2 separate regions of the Homo sapiens genome follow, and region 2 is linked to region 1. A link is an interaction called in ENCODE POLR2A ChIA-PET data of the cell type or tissue named here. Cell type or tissue: OCI-LY7. All regions are shown on one strand. Links, peaks and the distances in the headings refer to the core of each region. The heading gives the core; the rest is flanking DNA.

What was found. ChIA-PET counts read pairs that join two places held together with the same protein. Peaks named below come from ENCODE experiments on the same cell type or tissue, not always from the same donor. Only the 100,000 strongest peaks of a DNase experiment are listed, where the experiment ranks them.
Region 2: POLR2A ChIA-PET joins it to region 1 with 6 read pairs; 2 of 35 experiments call an interaction of 5 or more read pairs at or near these places.

Annotation. Positions count from the first base shown.
Region 1 is chr13:23,841,100-23,848,984 of GRCh38, reverse strand. It overlaps MIPEP (mitochondrial intermediate peptidase), which reads left to right. Exons shown (of 19, transcript NM_005932.4): 11 at 7,497-7,650. Among named protein-coding and RNA genes, the nearest start is that of PCOTH, 44 kb to the left of the region's middle. In OCI-LY7, for the core only: no CTCF peak of the experiment used is centred there; a DNase peak (open chromatin) is centred at 3,024; H3K4me3 peaks cover 288 bases.
Region 2 is chr13:23,764,938-23,772,822 of GRCh38, reverse strand. The region is part of intron 16 of MIPEP (mitochondrial intermediate peptidase); the gene reads left to right. It also overlaps the pseudogene MTCO3P2. Among named protein-coding and RNA genes, the nearest start is that of PCOTH, 120 kb to the left of the region's middle. In OCI-LY7, for the core only: a CTCF peak has its summit at 2,116; no DNase peak of the experiment used is centred there.

The DNA of each region.
Region 1 (7,885 bases), core at 917-5,916:
GCTGGTCATGTGGGACTGCTCCTTGGGGCCCCTCAGATGTGGGTTGGAGCTGCGGGAAACACCCTGTAGCTTTTTGAATCTCTTCCACCCTCTCTGGACCTCTCTCCTTCTGGCTTTTCTTCAGGAAGGAAGTAGCCTGCATTTGGTGAGAGTCACTGAGGGTGTGGAGAGGCATGTAGTCTCGCTCTGGATGGCTGAGGCAGCTGAGTGAGGACTAAGGCACTAGTGCTTGCTTGAGCTTGTCTGCCCCATTTGCTTGAATCCCCTTGGGCCTTTGCTGCCCTCTTTCTTCCCCTTTGAGTGCCCTCCCCCTCTTCTAGGAGCCTCATCTTTCCAGGTGTGCTCCAGATGCTGCCTCTTCTTTGTAGTTCTCTCTGTTCCTCCCATTCCCAGCTTCTCCCCTCTGCCAGGTGTAACTGACCACAGCCTCATCTTTGAGCCAATGCCTTGTTTGCAGTGCTCCTCTGCCCCTGATCATTTGGATTGGTCGTCATTATTGTTACAATGTGTTCATCTTTCCACACTGAGGAGTTGTCATGCAGGCACATGGCAGGTGATTAATGAAAGTTTACTGCATCTACACAGCTTCTTGACACAGTGTTGCATTTCTTTTTAGAGGTAAGGTCAGCTTTGGGGAATAGAAGGGAACTGGAATAGGAGTAGAAGAAGGGAACTGGAATAGAAGTAGAAACCGCTGGGTTTAGTCTTGTCCCTGTCCGTGTCTCTGTCTAACAGCAATAATAGTGGCTATAATTTACAGTGTGCCTGCTTTTCTCCAGGAACCATGCCAGGTTCATTGCATGTGTTTCTGTAATTGTTAATGGAGCCTGGAAAGTATTTCTACTTTACTGGTGAGGAAACTGAAGCTTCAGAAACCTAAGTAACTTGCTCAAAGCATGGAACCAATGAGAAATAGTATTTTCAAACCCAGGGCTCTTTCTTGTATTCCAGATTGCCTTAGACTGTCACAAGCCTCTTTGAGCCTGAGATTCCTCAAGTAAAACGAACAATAATTCTGGTAATAATTCTTGCTCCACCTGTCTCACAGAATCATGTAAGGAATAAGGAGATTCTTGATTCTTGATGTGAAAGTGCTTTGTAAATTGTGAAGCACCAAGACAATATAAGATAATATTATCTCAAACCACTATAGATCTTGCTTCACCAGTTATTCTAACTTTATCACAATCACCATCTCTTCCTTTGTATTAGCTTCAAACCCTTTGCCTGCAGACCTGCTAAGATATCTCTTATCTTACAACACAAATAATTACCCTTCTGTGACAGTTGGAGAGACTGTGGTACTATCTCATTTTTTTCCTGCCGAACTTCCCCCAGTCCTACTCTCTCCTGATGCCTCCTCTTTCTAATAGCTACAGTCTGGTTTATAGGCCTGTCAGTCTACCCAGCTAGTGTTTCCAGGTTATCAGCCACCTGCCAGCATGAAATTCAGTAATTTGTTTTACTGCTCAACATCCGTGATGTCTGTAGTTTTCTGTTTGGGTTTTTTTTTTTTTTTTAGCTTGGATTTGAGATCCTAATGTCTGCAGTTTTTGACGGCGCTTACCATGTCCAGTTTCTTAAAATTCTTTCTTCAACACATACCCTCAGACTTCCTGTTCTCTCCTTTTTTATCACCACACTCATTTCTCTTTTTACTTCTCTAAATTGATCGTTCTCAATCTTTGTTCACTGTTAGGCTGCCGTAGGAGTCAATGCAGGGATGTAGTGTTCTCATTGTGACCAGTAGCTCCTCACTCTTGAAAGCATTTTGGGAAATGTGTGTAAGAATGAATGATACAATTACTGTGCTTCCTTTAGTACTTGCTTTAACTTGTAACAGATATTTGTGAAAAACTTCAGTACCTCAGCCTAAACAAAGATGTGCCCTCCTGTTGATTTTTTTTCAACTTCCATGCTGTTATCATGCAGTTATAAAGGATGGTCTCAGGCCTTCTACTTAGTTGTTGTCGTAGCCTTGGGAAGGTTACTTACTGTCTTGTAAACCTGTTTTCTCCATTGTAACATAGGGTGATAGTATTACCTTAAAGGATCGTTTTTGCTGTTAAATGAGATATGTATAAAGGGCTTAGCCCACTGTCATAGTGAGTACTCACCAAATGTTAGTTACCATCATCATCATCATCATCATCATCATTTGGTAGTGATAGTTTTCTGTTTGTAGATTAAATTTAGGGAAAAATGGGCAACATATTTGCAATACAGGTCAAGCATTTCTAATCTGAAATGCTTCAAAATCCAAAACTTTTTGAGTGCCAACATGACACCACAAGTGGATCTCATGTGACAGATTGTCGTGAAAATACAGTTAAAATTTTGTTTCATGCACAAAATTATTTAAACTATTCTGTAAAATTACCTTCAAGCTATGTATATAAGGTGTATATGAAACAAATAAATTTCGTGTTTAGACATAGGTCACATCCCCAAGATATCTCATTATGTATATGCAAATTTTCCAAAATAGAAAAAAAAATCCAAAATCCAAAACATATCCCAAGCATTTTGGATAAGGGATACACAAACTATATTGAACTTCCTCTTGCTATAATAATCATGAATCTTTGCATTTTAAACTGACCTACATGTCACTGCCAGAATAATCTTTCTAAAGCACAGGATTTTGTCATGTCTCTCCTCTTCTTCCTTACTACTAATAGCAGCTATTCCCCCATTGTATGCATTCTGGGGAGATCCAGTAAATGTTGGCAAAATAAAGGGCATATCTCTATTCTTCTCCTCTCTGGTGCCTAGCAAAATTAAGAAAAAGAGCATCAATATATCTATATCTATATGTAACAACAAGACAGATCAGGAGGTCAAGGCAGGAGGAGGGGAATCAGTAAATATTATCTAAAATTGCTAAACCAATAAATAAATGTTTATTTTAAAACCAATAGAGGCCCGTATCTACCAAAAGTATCAAAATTAGGAGGCAGGAGAATCGCTTGAACCCAGCAGGTGGAGGTTGCAGTGAGCTGAGATCATGCCACTGCACGCCTGGGTGATAGAGCATGACTCCGTCTCAAAAAAAAAAAAAATTAAAAACAATAGAGAAACCACCAGAGAAGCTAAAATATAGACTATAAATATCACTAATATATCAAATTATTAGAAAGAAAAAGGAAATGCAGCACACATAGCTAAAGAAGGAAAATAAAGGAAGCATTAAAAGAAACGTAACAGAATTACATTGGCGAGAGTGAGAGCACTAGGTATTTTCATACACTGCAGGTAGGAATGTAAGTTAGAAACAGCTTTTTTTAGAGGATAATTTGGAAATACATATCAAAAAACTTAAGATCTTGTACTCTTTGCAGCAATGCCATTTCTTCAGTTTATCTTATGGATAGGCTTGTGTGGGTGTGACAAGGACATTTCACTATGGCATCACTTTAACAGATAAACTAACAGCAGCTTACCGTCAGTTAAAAGGAACAGAGGCAGACCAAGGCAGGGAAGTGAGCTCTGGGTGTGGCCTAACGGGATGCATTTTCTGTAAAAAAGTTAAAATCAATAATAAAACTGATGAAAAGTCTGGGTTCCTTTAATATCCCCATATGTGGGAAATTCCAAACGATGTCAGTGGTCGGATGCTTCCCCCATTGATGCTTCAGGCTCTCATTGACCTTGCCTCCTCTGCTCATGTACAACACAACAGGAGATGCATGAAATGAGCTTTGTCATGTGTTTGCTGTGGATGACTACACCCATGAAAGAAAACAGGCTAGAGCTTTATATACTAAACTGGAAAGTATTCCAAGTTATATTTTTATGAAAAATATATGTGTAAAAATACATATCATTGATATATTTTTATGTTAAATAAAATTGCGAGATAGTGTGAATGGTATGATTCTATTTGTGCCAAAGTAGGTTTATATATACATAAAGTTTACATGCATAAGCTTCTAAGAGTGTGCATAGGAAATGCCTGGAAGGATACACAAGATATTTACCTCTGGGGGTGGGCATAGTGAGCCAGGGGACAAGACAGTATACTTTTTGCCCATTGTTAATATTTTTGAGGTGTTTTTATTTTAAAACAGGCAGTTTAGAAATTCATTTGTTCCCAATCATTTTAGGGTAATATTGTAATATTATATGAACTTATATTCTATACTTAAATTTTTTTTCCAAGATAAATTGTTTCCTTGAATTTTGCCCAACACATAATGATTGTCATGGTCATTGGATAAGACAGTAAATATTTTTAGGTTATAGTTTAGTAAAATAAGCTGTGTTACTAGCTTTACTGTGTTTCTTTTCCATAAAAATAAATGTTCATTATAATCTTAAGAAGGGTAGAATTTTAATATGTAAAGTTTCTTTTTATTCTCCTTTATTTTTGTGTTTTTATTGTCTGGAAACAAAAAAATGAATTGCTTTTTATAACCAATTATAGTTTAAACTTTCTTGCCTTGGTAGTAGGTTCTATGGGAGGTTTCTGCTCTGGTAAGCTGTGATTCTCTATGGCTGCCTGCCTTTCTTTCCAGTTTTGGGGGCAGCAGTTTGCTCTGTGGCCTTGATTCTCTGCTGAATCTAAGAAGATTCTTGATTTTCAGCTTGTTCAGCTTCCTGCTTGTTAGGATGGAGTGGTGACTTTCAACCTCCTCATGTGCAGGAGTGGAAACCTCAAGCCTGGACCACTTCCTTTTATAGTTTATTTTCTCCCCTCTTTCCATGCACTCCTTTCTCTCAGTTCTTCAGTACCTCTGAACTGTTCTGTGTCTTCCTTCCCACCCCTCCCTCTGGTAGTTCAGGGGTCTGCCCTTTACCTTCTCTGCCCGCATCGCCCTTCCCTAATGGCCCTGTCTCCCTCTATGGCTCTAATATCTGTACAGTGAAGTCTCCTTGTTCTCCTTAGCTTTGGGTCCTGAGTGTCTGGTATCTCATGGGCACTTCACAGTCGGTTCCTCCAAAATGGAGTTTATTTTCTGTGAGCCCTCCATCCTCCTCCCATCATTGCACCTCACCCTCCTCTCTTCTCCCACAAACACACCCAGATTCCCCTCTTCCTTTTTTGTGTTCATTGTGCCGGCTGATTCAGTGACTCTACCATCCACTTATTTGTCCAAGCCAGAAACCTGAGTGTTATTCTAGATTGTTCTGTCTTTCTCATCACCCTCCAAATCCAATCACTCACACAGTCCTGAGACGTTTGCATCTCAAAGGAAAAACACATTCATCCCTGACCCCACTGCCCTCTGTCAGAGTTCACCCTCTGAAGCCTGGAAGTCTGTCCTCCTGTCAGCCCTCCCTGCCTCCTGCATTCCACCCTCCATGCTGTCCACTGTGCAGCATTCCAGAAAACATCAGATGCTCCCCTATGGCCTACAGAAGCTGTCTCCCAAATGGCATCTGTAAGCAATTCATTGAGAGTGTAGTCATAAAATATTAGAAATTCTATGTATATTTATTTTTCTTTATCTCAACTTATAAAAATGTCTGCTTTTCTTTTTGCAATGTGATAAAACAATACCACATGCATATACTTTATGAGTGTACTAATAGAAGGTTGAATACTCAAAAGTTATTTTAGTGTGCATTGGTGAGGAAGCTTAGAGGCCATGGCCTATGGTGCATGGTCCCAGTTCCTCAGCTTAGTGGACCAGGCCCTCTGTTTTCTGGCCCCTGCCTGCCTTTTCCAGACTCCGCTCCCATTCTTTCTACATTTATCCCTGCATTGGTAACTGCTTCATCTTTAACCACATCCTTTCTAGAAGTTACCAGGCTATTTTATGCCATCATACTTTAGTTATACTGTCGCTTCTGCCTAGAATTCCTATTATGATTCCCATTTTCCATTCCTCATCCCAGCCCTGCCTTGCAAAGTCTGATTCCTTTTTTTTTTTTTTTTTTTTTTGAGATGGAGAGTCTTGCTCTGTCGCCCAGGCTGGAGTGCAGTGGCACAATCGTGGCTCACTCAACCTCCGCCTCCTGGGTTCAAGCAATTCTCTGCCTCAGCCTCCCGAGTAGCTGGGATTACAGGCACCCGCCACCACACCCGGCTAATTTTTGTACTTTTAGTAGAGACGGGGTTTCACCATGTTGGCCAAACTGGTCTTGAACTCCTGACCTCATGATCCACCCACCTCAGCCTCCCAAAGTGCTGGGATTATAGGCGTGAGCCACAGCACCCGGCCGATTCTTTCTTGATTCCTATCCGAGAAGCTTTCCCTGGTGCTACTCTGCACTCCACAAGTAAAGTCATCATGCTCTCCTTTGCCCTCCCATTTTGCAGTGCTCATTCGTTCATGCTTCAGCACTGTCTGTTGAGCGCCAGCCGTGTGCCCACTGCACCAGGCCCAGGACACAGTGTAGTTGGTTCACTTCTCTGCCTCTTTCAGTGCCAGCTGCTTAGACACAAAGGCTCTTCATTCTTCTCTTCCAGCACCCCGCAGGTTTGCTGACAGCATGCTTGAGTGAACGAACCAGGGAGCGAGGGCACTGGATCATGAACGTCTCTTTCAACACTAGGATTCTGTTTAAAGAAAAATCAGTCAGAAATTAAGGTGTAAATTTGTGGATGTCCATAGCCAAAGTCTCATTTGTTGTGCAATTTATGTTCACTTACTAAACTCATTCATTTATTAGTAACTATGTTTTTATATTTTTATATATAAATTTGTTGTGGGGACTCATTTTATGGAACGAAGTGTTGTGCAGTTCTAGAATCACAAATAAAGCCAATTGAAAAAAAAATGTGTATTTTGGTAATCCTAAAAAGTAGACATATAATGAGAACCTACAATATTCTAGAGCCATTATTTTTGGCTATGGCTATATATTTTGGCTTGACTTAATGATTCAAATGTAAACATTCAAATCACGTATTTTGGATTTGCTTTGGTTTATATTGGAATATATAGAACAGAAAAAGTTATTTTTGGGTGAAGAATAATTCACCTTACTAGTTACGTTGTCTTTAATTTAAGATATCTAACTATAAAACAGATAAGATCTGATTATTTATATTGCAGGCATTTTTTTCATAAATGAATATTTTACTGGATGAGAACTTTAAATTCACTTAATGTGCCTCAGGATTTTTATTCATTTAATATTTATGTATATAGGTCACAAGTTTCTAGAATATAATTCATAAGGTAAGAGTTACCATTATAACTGAAACTGATCATATTTTGCATGTAAGTATGTATAAGGAATGTATACAGTGAGCAGTTGAGACTGCTTAATTGGGTTAGTGAAAGAGTAAATAACAGGGAAGGGACAAAGGTTAGGGAATGATATATCTACCTTAATTACTGACTTATAACTAACACTAGTAATAATCAGACTGTCATTCTGAAGAAAACTGTCTGAAAACCCCTCAAATGATATAAATACACTTTTATGTTTTGAATCCTTCTTTAGCTCCAGTGATCTTAAGTATTAAATGAAAAGTTAATTGAATTTACCTTCAGAAATTGAAATAAACAAAGATGCTGTTGAACCTCTCTTCCTTCTCTTAGGTATAATATTGAGCCCAGCCTATATTGCCCGTTTTTCTCTCTTGGAGCATGCATGGAAGGCCTGAATATTTTGCTTAACAGACTGTTGGGGATTTCATTATATGCAGAGCAGCCTGCAAAAGGAGAGGTGTGGAGCGAAGATGTCCGAAAACTGGTGAGCTCCTCCTGCTCAGCCTGCAGTTGCAGGCATTTACCTTTCGGTTGGGCAGTTGAGTCAACAGCAGTTTCAGGTTTACATCAACTTTGCCCTGACTGAGTGTGTCCCCTGCCTTATTTCTGCTTCACAAAAAAAATCCAAATTGCACTTCTGATTTAAGACACTGTATAAAGGATCCAAACATAAAACAGCAGAGTTTTCTAAAAAAGTTTTTTGGAACTTGATAGAAGGT
Region 2 (7,885 bases), core at 1,796-6,795, 77 kb after region 1:
TGCCTCCATTCCTTCCCAGGAAGAGGGAGACTGAATTGCCATAGAAGTTAGAGACCAGCTTTCCTGGGAAGGGTGTTCTGGCTAGTGTTCTGAGGGATTAGGTTTAACGTTGTAACCTATAGATCTAGAAGGAAATATGAGGCCATCAGCTCACCTCAGCCTTCAACAAGTTGTCATTCACCACAGATCCTTTTAACATTACACCTCAAACCTTCAAACTTAGGAGATGTGAGAAGAAAGCTCTTACAGAGCTTCTATATATAAAATACCTATAATATTATAGCATTTTAAAGTAATGCTAGTTGATTCTCTTTTTATACTAATAATTGTAAGAATACTTCAGCGCAGCAGCATTATTTATAGTGAATACTACTTTTAACTAATGGTATTGAATATTTTTATCTAATATGTTTTTTAAATTTCCATAATATGTACTGTTTGGCATTACCCAAGTTTTCCATATATTTCAGCCACAACTGTAGCCGTTTTTTTTGTTGTTGTTGTTAAAAAAAAATTGCTAAAAACTCTTGCATCAGGAATTTTGGAAATTCTTCAGATGAGACAATCAGGGAGGATTGATCACATGTTGATAGAATGCAGGCAGCCTTAGTCATTTCGGTGGCTCAGTCACATTCTTTATTTCTGTCAGTTATTCTGAACAAAATACAGGTGGTAACATGACCTGCAAATGACATACTGTCACAAGCCCTGGGCTATCCTTTAGAATGTGCAGTTAATAAGCTCTGGAATGCCTTTACATGGGAAGTGGGGGGGCAGTTGTTACGGATTCCTGGAGGTGAAGTTGTTTTTATTGTCTTTATTAATTTAGTTTCATCTTAGCAGGAGCATAATCCTTCGTAAGACACACCTCCTAATTGCACACGTCTGGCTTTTTACCTCTTAGGCAATGTAAAGGAAAGTTAATAGGATGTACTTTTTAATAGGATCTTAGGGGGATCTTTCACCATTAAAATGAGAAAATAAGTTTGGGGAGCAGCAATTATTCAAACCAAGGAAGTTGAGTGAATCATTTAGAGTTATTAGGTAAGGGTTAATAGGTAAGAGACACTGAAATGAGGATGTGGCTGTGCAAACACCACATTTCACGGGTTTCAGATGAAACATGACTGTTAGGGAAGAGTCTGTGTAGGAGTCATGCATTCTTCAGTATTTCACATACACCTTGGCCTAAGCTTATGAGAAGCTAATAGCAGTATTATTTTAATTTTGTTTTGTCACTTCAGAAATGCAGATGTGTGTGTGTGTGTGTGTGTGTGTGTGTGTGTGTGTGTAGTCAGCAAATTAGTTACATGTTACCTATTTGTTGATAACTTTATAATTTTACTGATTTTTGAAACTGGTTAATTATAGAAAAAGAATTTGAACTTACAGATGTAAACTGTTTCCAAATTATAGTCATTTATGTCTAATATTCTTGCTCCTTTTATCATTGTTTGTGTAAATATTTATTGAAGACACCCCACTAGTCACTGATACAAAGAGGTGTCTGATGTCCACCCTGCTTAGAAAGGATTCTGTTAGCAGCTGACAAACTGGACCATCCCGAGGACCAGCACAGTGCACACTTTTCCCTTCCCTTCTCTCCTTTAGCCCATGCCATAGCCCTAGGAGGTGGGTGTGGCCACGGTCAGGGTGGTTGTGGGATCTGGTGTTGGCTGTGCAGCCGGTAAGTGCAGAGCCTGCATTCCCATAGCACTTGTTGCAGTGTGACTGTCCAGTGATCCCGGATTTACTGTCTGCACCCCCCAGTGACTGTGCAGCCATGAGGTCAGGGTCCTCTCTAGTGCTGGCCAGTTGTGAATTCAGTGAGGTTTGGAAAGATGGATGATTTTCAAGTCTCTGTGCCTAGTGTTTATGCGCCATGCAGAGGTACAGAGGAAAGGGTGGTGAGCACGCACAAGACACAGGGCAGGCCCTCGCTGCCACGGCCAATGCTGAGGTGAAGTTAGGACAGCCTCTCCAGTTTTCTCTATGAAGACTGTAAAGGGACAATACAAACTCATTAGAAAATAATAAACTCGTGTGTTCTACCCCCTCTTCAATAAATCTTCCCACTGAAATAATCCCAGGTGCTGGCTGATTAGATTAATGGGGAGGGGGCAGTGGCGGTCTCTGGTGGTGGGTGAGTGGCTCTGAAGGTGAGGACTCCAGCCCAATTGCAGGACATCAGCCACACCAGAGAGCACCTGGGGGAGGCCAAGCTGGCAGGCAGGGGAGTTAGGCCCTGATTGAGCAAGAGGGTATGGAGTGGGAGTTCATCTGCACAGACTTCGATGCTGAGGTCCCAGCTGCCTGGGGGCAGGGGGACAGCAGTGAAACCGGTTGTTCCAATTGTGCCTGGAATTGGCACTGAGACAGCATCCTGACCCCCTCCCCTTTTTTTACTCATCAGAGAAGGTCTTGTTGAAGAAGCGTAATTTAAAAAGACATTGAGGAAAGTGAGAATGAGCCATATGGATCGACCTGGGGGAAGAGTATCTGAGGCAGAGAGGAGAGAGCTAGGATCAGGAGCTTACCTGGAGGCTACTGGACCAGCAAGTCAGTGGCATGTCTGGAGCACAGTGAACAACGGGAGAGTGACAGGAAGTGAAGTCTGAGCAGGACATGGTCTGAGGAAGCCATTCCAGGGTTCTGCTTGCCTGTTTAATGAAAGAAGTCAGTAGGCCCTTTCCTAGCCCATTTTCTGTTGCTTATAACAGAATACCTGAAACCGGGTAATTTACAAAGAGGAGTTTATTTTTTACAGTAATGGAGGCATGTAAATCCAAGGTTGAGGATCTGCATCTGGTGAGAGCCCTCCTGCTGGTGGGGACGCCGCAGAGTCCCAAGATGGGAAAGGGCCTCACATGGCAAGGGTGCTGAGTGTGCTCATGGGCTAGCTCAGGTCTCTCTTCCTCTTCTTATAAAGCCACCAGTCCCACTCCCATGATAGTCTGTTTATGAAGTCAGGGCCCTCATGATCCGGTCACCTCTTAAAGGCCCCACCTCTCAATACTGCTGCTTTGGGGATTAAGTTTCAACATGAGTTTTGGAAGGGACCATAGCAGCCGTATGTGACATCAAATTGTCCCATTTGTCCCTCTCCTTTTTGTATTGCAAGTTTATCTAACAGGGTAGAGGTGCTGGCTGCCTGATTCCCCACGGCAGGCGGAGACCTGGGTTCTAAAGCTATGAGCCCCTACAGGAATGGAGCCTCTGCCCACAAAGCCCAGTTATAGCCCTCCCCCCACACACCTGCTTCCTTGCACACTTGTGTGCAATCTGTTGGTGATACACCTGCCCTTGGACTCCTTCCCATTGAGAAGTTACTGTCCTTTCTGCATCACTTTTTGTTGTACTCTATGCCTGGAGAGAAAATCTCATGGTCTACAAAGGGCACTCATGTCCTTTTCCATTTTTCCTTTCATGGATTTTCCCTGATCCTATGCAGACACACCTCCTTTACTGAAGGACTTATGATTATCATGAAAACAAAAACAGAACCCTTCTTGTCGTGTGCCTCAGGGGTTTCATTGACTCCCAGAGCTGCCTGATCAGGGTTCAGACACAGTACCTGTTCCTACAGAGGCCCCGTTGCTGTCCTGGGCTGACTCTCCTGACCATGGACGTCCTTATTTTCTGTGTTAACTTCTCTGACACTTTCCCAATGTTAGCATGGGTTCCTTTAGAATGACGGGGCAATTTACCATTTTCTCAGCAGATGTTGGAGGAGAGAGAAAAAGCAATGTTAAAGAGTTTTGACTGGGAAGAAAAAGAGCAAGTATTTGTTGGTTCTGGTTCTGTGGTGGTTGTTTTTCATTTGTCTTAATTAGATCCATGTTACCTTTCTATGTCTCATCTAATAAATGTATTTCCATTTGAGTCAGTTACATCCCTGCTCTGCTAGTAGATTTGCTTTTGATAGACACAATCCTGTATTTCCAGGGGTTTTTTAATATTACATATAAATTACATTAACAGTCGAGGTTAGCATACTGAAGAGATGTGCTCCTAGTTAATATTTTGTTTGTCCTTAACATTACATCTGCCATACTACTTTGTGTGGGTTTTTGTTTTGTTTTGTTTTTGAGACAGAGTCTCACTCTGTCACCCAGGCTGGAGTACAGTGGTGTGATCTCAGCTCACTGCCACCTCTGCTCCCAGGCTCAGGTGATCCTTCTTACCTCAGCCTCCTGAGTAGCTGGGACTATAGGTGGGCTACCACGCCTAGCTAATTTTTGGGTTGTTTTTGTTTTGTTTTGTTTTTTTGGTAGAGATGGGTTATCACCATGTTACCCATGCTGGTTTCAAATTCCTGGGCTCAAGCAATCTGTTTTTATTGGCCTCCCAAAGTTCTGGGATTACAGACATGAGCCACCGTGCCTGGTCAACATTTTAAACTATAGTATTTACTTAACATAGCTTGTGTAAGAACTTTCTTTTCAGCTGTAAAAATAGCTCTGTGGTGTGTTTTGATATGTATTTTAGCAGACATGGTAGAAACAAAGTTAAAAGTTACAGGTGTCATACATACACAACATGAATGTGGCATAGACATCAGTTTTGGTGTTAGTGATGTAAAATCAAGCCGGGTGTAAACTTGGCCTCCCCTTGCCTATCAAGCTAGCAGATAGAACCAGTGAGCTGGTAGCTTCATCAACATCTGGCATCTGGTGTTCACCTTTGAGTCCAAGGTGGTGATTCCAGTCTTCACCATTTCAAAGCTAGCAGGAAAGGAGAAAGAGGACAAGGAGGGCGAGTAGCTTCCTTTTGCAGAACCCAGCTGCACACGTCACCTTTACTCACAGCCATTTTCAAGAATATAGTCGCACAGCCACACGCCTCGGGGCATCTGGGAAATGCAGTCACTGCCACAGCAATCGAGAGTCCTGTTCACACTTAGCAAGAAAAGGGTATTATTCTGTTTCTAAAAGGAAAAAGGGGAAAATGAAGGAAGGAACACTTACTAATCTCTGCCAGTAGCCTTGGGCAAATCGCTCTTTTCAAGTCTATTTATAAAATATAAGCTAGTAAAATATTTACAAAAAAAAATTAAAAAATATTTACAAAGGGCCAGGCGTGGTGGCTCACACCTGTAATCCCAGCACTTTGGGAAGCCGAGGCAGGTAGATCACGAGGTCAGGAGTTCAAGACCAGCCTGGCCAACATAGTGAAACCCCGTCTCTACTAAAAATACAAAAAAATTAGCTGGGCATGGTGGCACGTGCCTGTAGTCCCAGCTACTTGGGAGGCTGAGGCAGGAGAATCGCTTGAACCTGGGAGGTGGAGGTTACAGTGAGCCGAGATCGTGCCACTGCACTCCAGCTTGGGCAACAGAGTGAGACTTCGTCTCAAAAAAAAAAAAAATTTACAAAGATACTGCCCTTCAAACATTTTCACAAAGACACAAGGTATATCTTTATATACCTTCCATATTTGCAGGCGTTTATTCTCAAAATAGTATTTTTAACCTAAGTCTCATTTAAAAAAATAGATATTGGTATTAGTTTTCAATTGCTGTATAAAAATTTCTACAAATGTAGTGGCTTAAAACAGTGCCTATCTCACAGTTGGTTTGGATCAGGAGTCAACACAGTGTAGCTGCTTGCTGTGCCTGGGGGTCACACAAGGCTGCAGGCAAGTTGCTGGCAGGGCTGCAGTCTCATCTGGGAGCTTGGCTGCATCACCCAGGTTATTGGCATAATTCATGTCCTACAGTTATAGCACTGAGGACAGGCTTCTTACCGGTTGGCTCTAGGCTACCCACAGGTCCTAGAGGGCCCCCCAGGTTCCAGGGTCCTCCCCCAGACCTCTGACAGTGGGCTTTCCCAACATGGTCACCTTCTTCCTCTAGCTAACAAGGAGTGTTCTAGAGTGAGCTTGCTAGCGAGATGGAGACATCATGGATAACACAATGTATTCACAGGAGTGACATCCGGAACCACTGCCATATTCAGTTGGTTAGGAGCAAGGAGCAGCTTCTGTCTATATTTAAGGCAGGGGATTCCACAAAGGTGTGACCATCAGGAGGATGGGTCATGGGGGCCTCCTGAGAGTGTGTCCACCACAATAACTGTTCCACTTAACAACACTTTATATTCCAAATGGAGAATTCCTGTCTGTTGGGCACTGTTATTTCATGGGTTTTGGTAAACTGTCAGTAGGGACTTTTTATCAGTTAGAAGCACTAGTCTCCAGTGATGCATGGAACATGCCCACACATTGAGAGAGTGAGTGAGAGAGAGAGAGAGAGCATGGATGTGTGAGGCAAATAGAAGGATATGTCCTCTGCTCTACATTGTGGTTAAATCGTTAAACACTTCTGGAGTATCTTTTTTAGCAGACCAGTGATATTGTACACAGAGAATGTGAGAACTCAAAATGGTCTTTCTATGAAGACGAGCTCAGGAACTTGCTTCTTCCTGCCTTGTTATCCTGATTACAACAGGTGCAAGTGTGAACAACAAGATTATATGAGCTCATACAGTATTACTAGCCCATTGTTTGTTTAGAGTCTCTAAGGCTTGAAGGAGATAACATACTCTAGGAAGCCCTACTCAGATTCTCTGCATGATCCAGACCTGGAGATGTGGTACCAAAATTAGCCTGAGAAACCTTACATCATCTATCAAATAATGTAGTCAAAGAACTATTTTTAAAAATCATTTACAGCCTAAGATCCAAATTTGTTTTTAACACCATAGTATCTTCTTATCTGCAAAACAGATATGGTAGATGCTCAAAAGAATCCGGCGAAGAAAAATACTTCTGAAATAATGAATAGGATTATTCCATATCAGAGGCCTTTTTGGATGGTTGTTGTGTGGTGGTCTTGAAATGTACTCTCTCAGACAGTGTCACATCATCATTGGTATATAGTCAATGTATTTAATATATTTCACTACCATTCTTACCCTAATACCACTCACTTCCCTAGTCGAAAATAAATTACTTAAATGAAACTGCCCTTGTAGTACAACCCAATACACCGGTCTTGTAAACCAGAAATATTATTCCTGGACTCTGCATCTCAGCCAGATGTCCAGTTGTCAGTAACATTGAATGTCATTGTGAAAGAATCCCATGGTGTCCATCTGTCCATCCATTCATTCAGCAGATTGCTGTCGAGTTCCCGTTGTGCTTCCAGTACTGCAGTAAGTCCAGACATGGGCACAATATGTAGGCCATGCCCTTGGGAAGTTTATAACACACATCAGAGCAATAGGTTGCATTTCTATACTCGTGGTTTATAGGGGTCCTCCGCTTATTCTCAAGGGATATGTTTCAAGGCCCCAGGTGGATGCCTGAAGCTACAGATAGTACTGAACTCTATATATACTATACATACATACCTATGATAAAGTGACATTTATAAATTAGGCACAGTAAGAGATTAACAGCAATAAGATAGGACAACTTATGTACTGTAATAAAAGTTTTATGAATGTGGTGTCTCCCTCTCTCAAAATATGTAATTATGGTACACCTGCCTATTTTTGGAGCGAAGTTGACCATAGGTAACTGAAACTGTGGATAGGAAAGCTGCTGTTACCTTTTCACTTGAGTTGGGAGGACTACTGTATAGTGACCCTCAGCATCTGTGGGGAATTGGTTCTAGGACCCACCCCCCGAGCATGGATACCAAAATCTGAGCATGTTCAAGTCCTGTGATTGGCCATGTGGAACCTGCAGACAGGAAAATTCAGCCCTCCATAGATGCAGGTTTCACATCCCTGAAATACTGTATTTCCCACCTGCGTTTGGTTGTGGTTGCAGAACCTGCCAATATGTATTCGACTGTATTCATTGAAAGAAATCCACATATAAGTGGATCCACTTGTGTTGTTCAAGAGTCAACTGTATAATGTTCCAGTGATAAAAATCA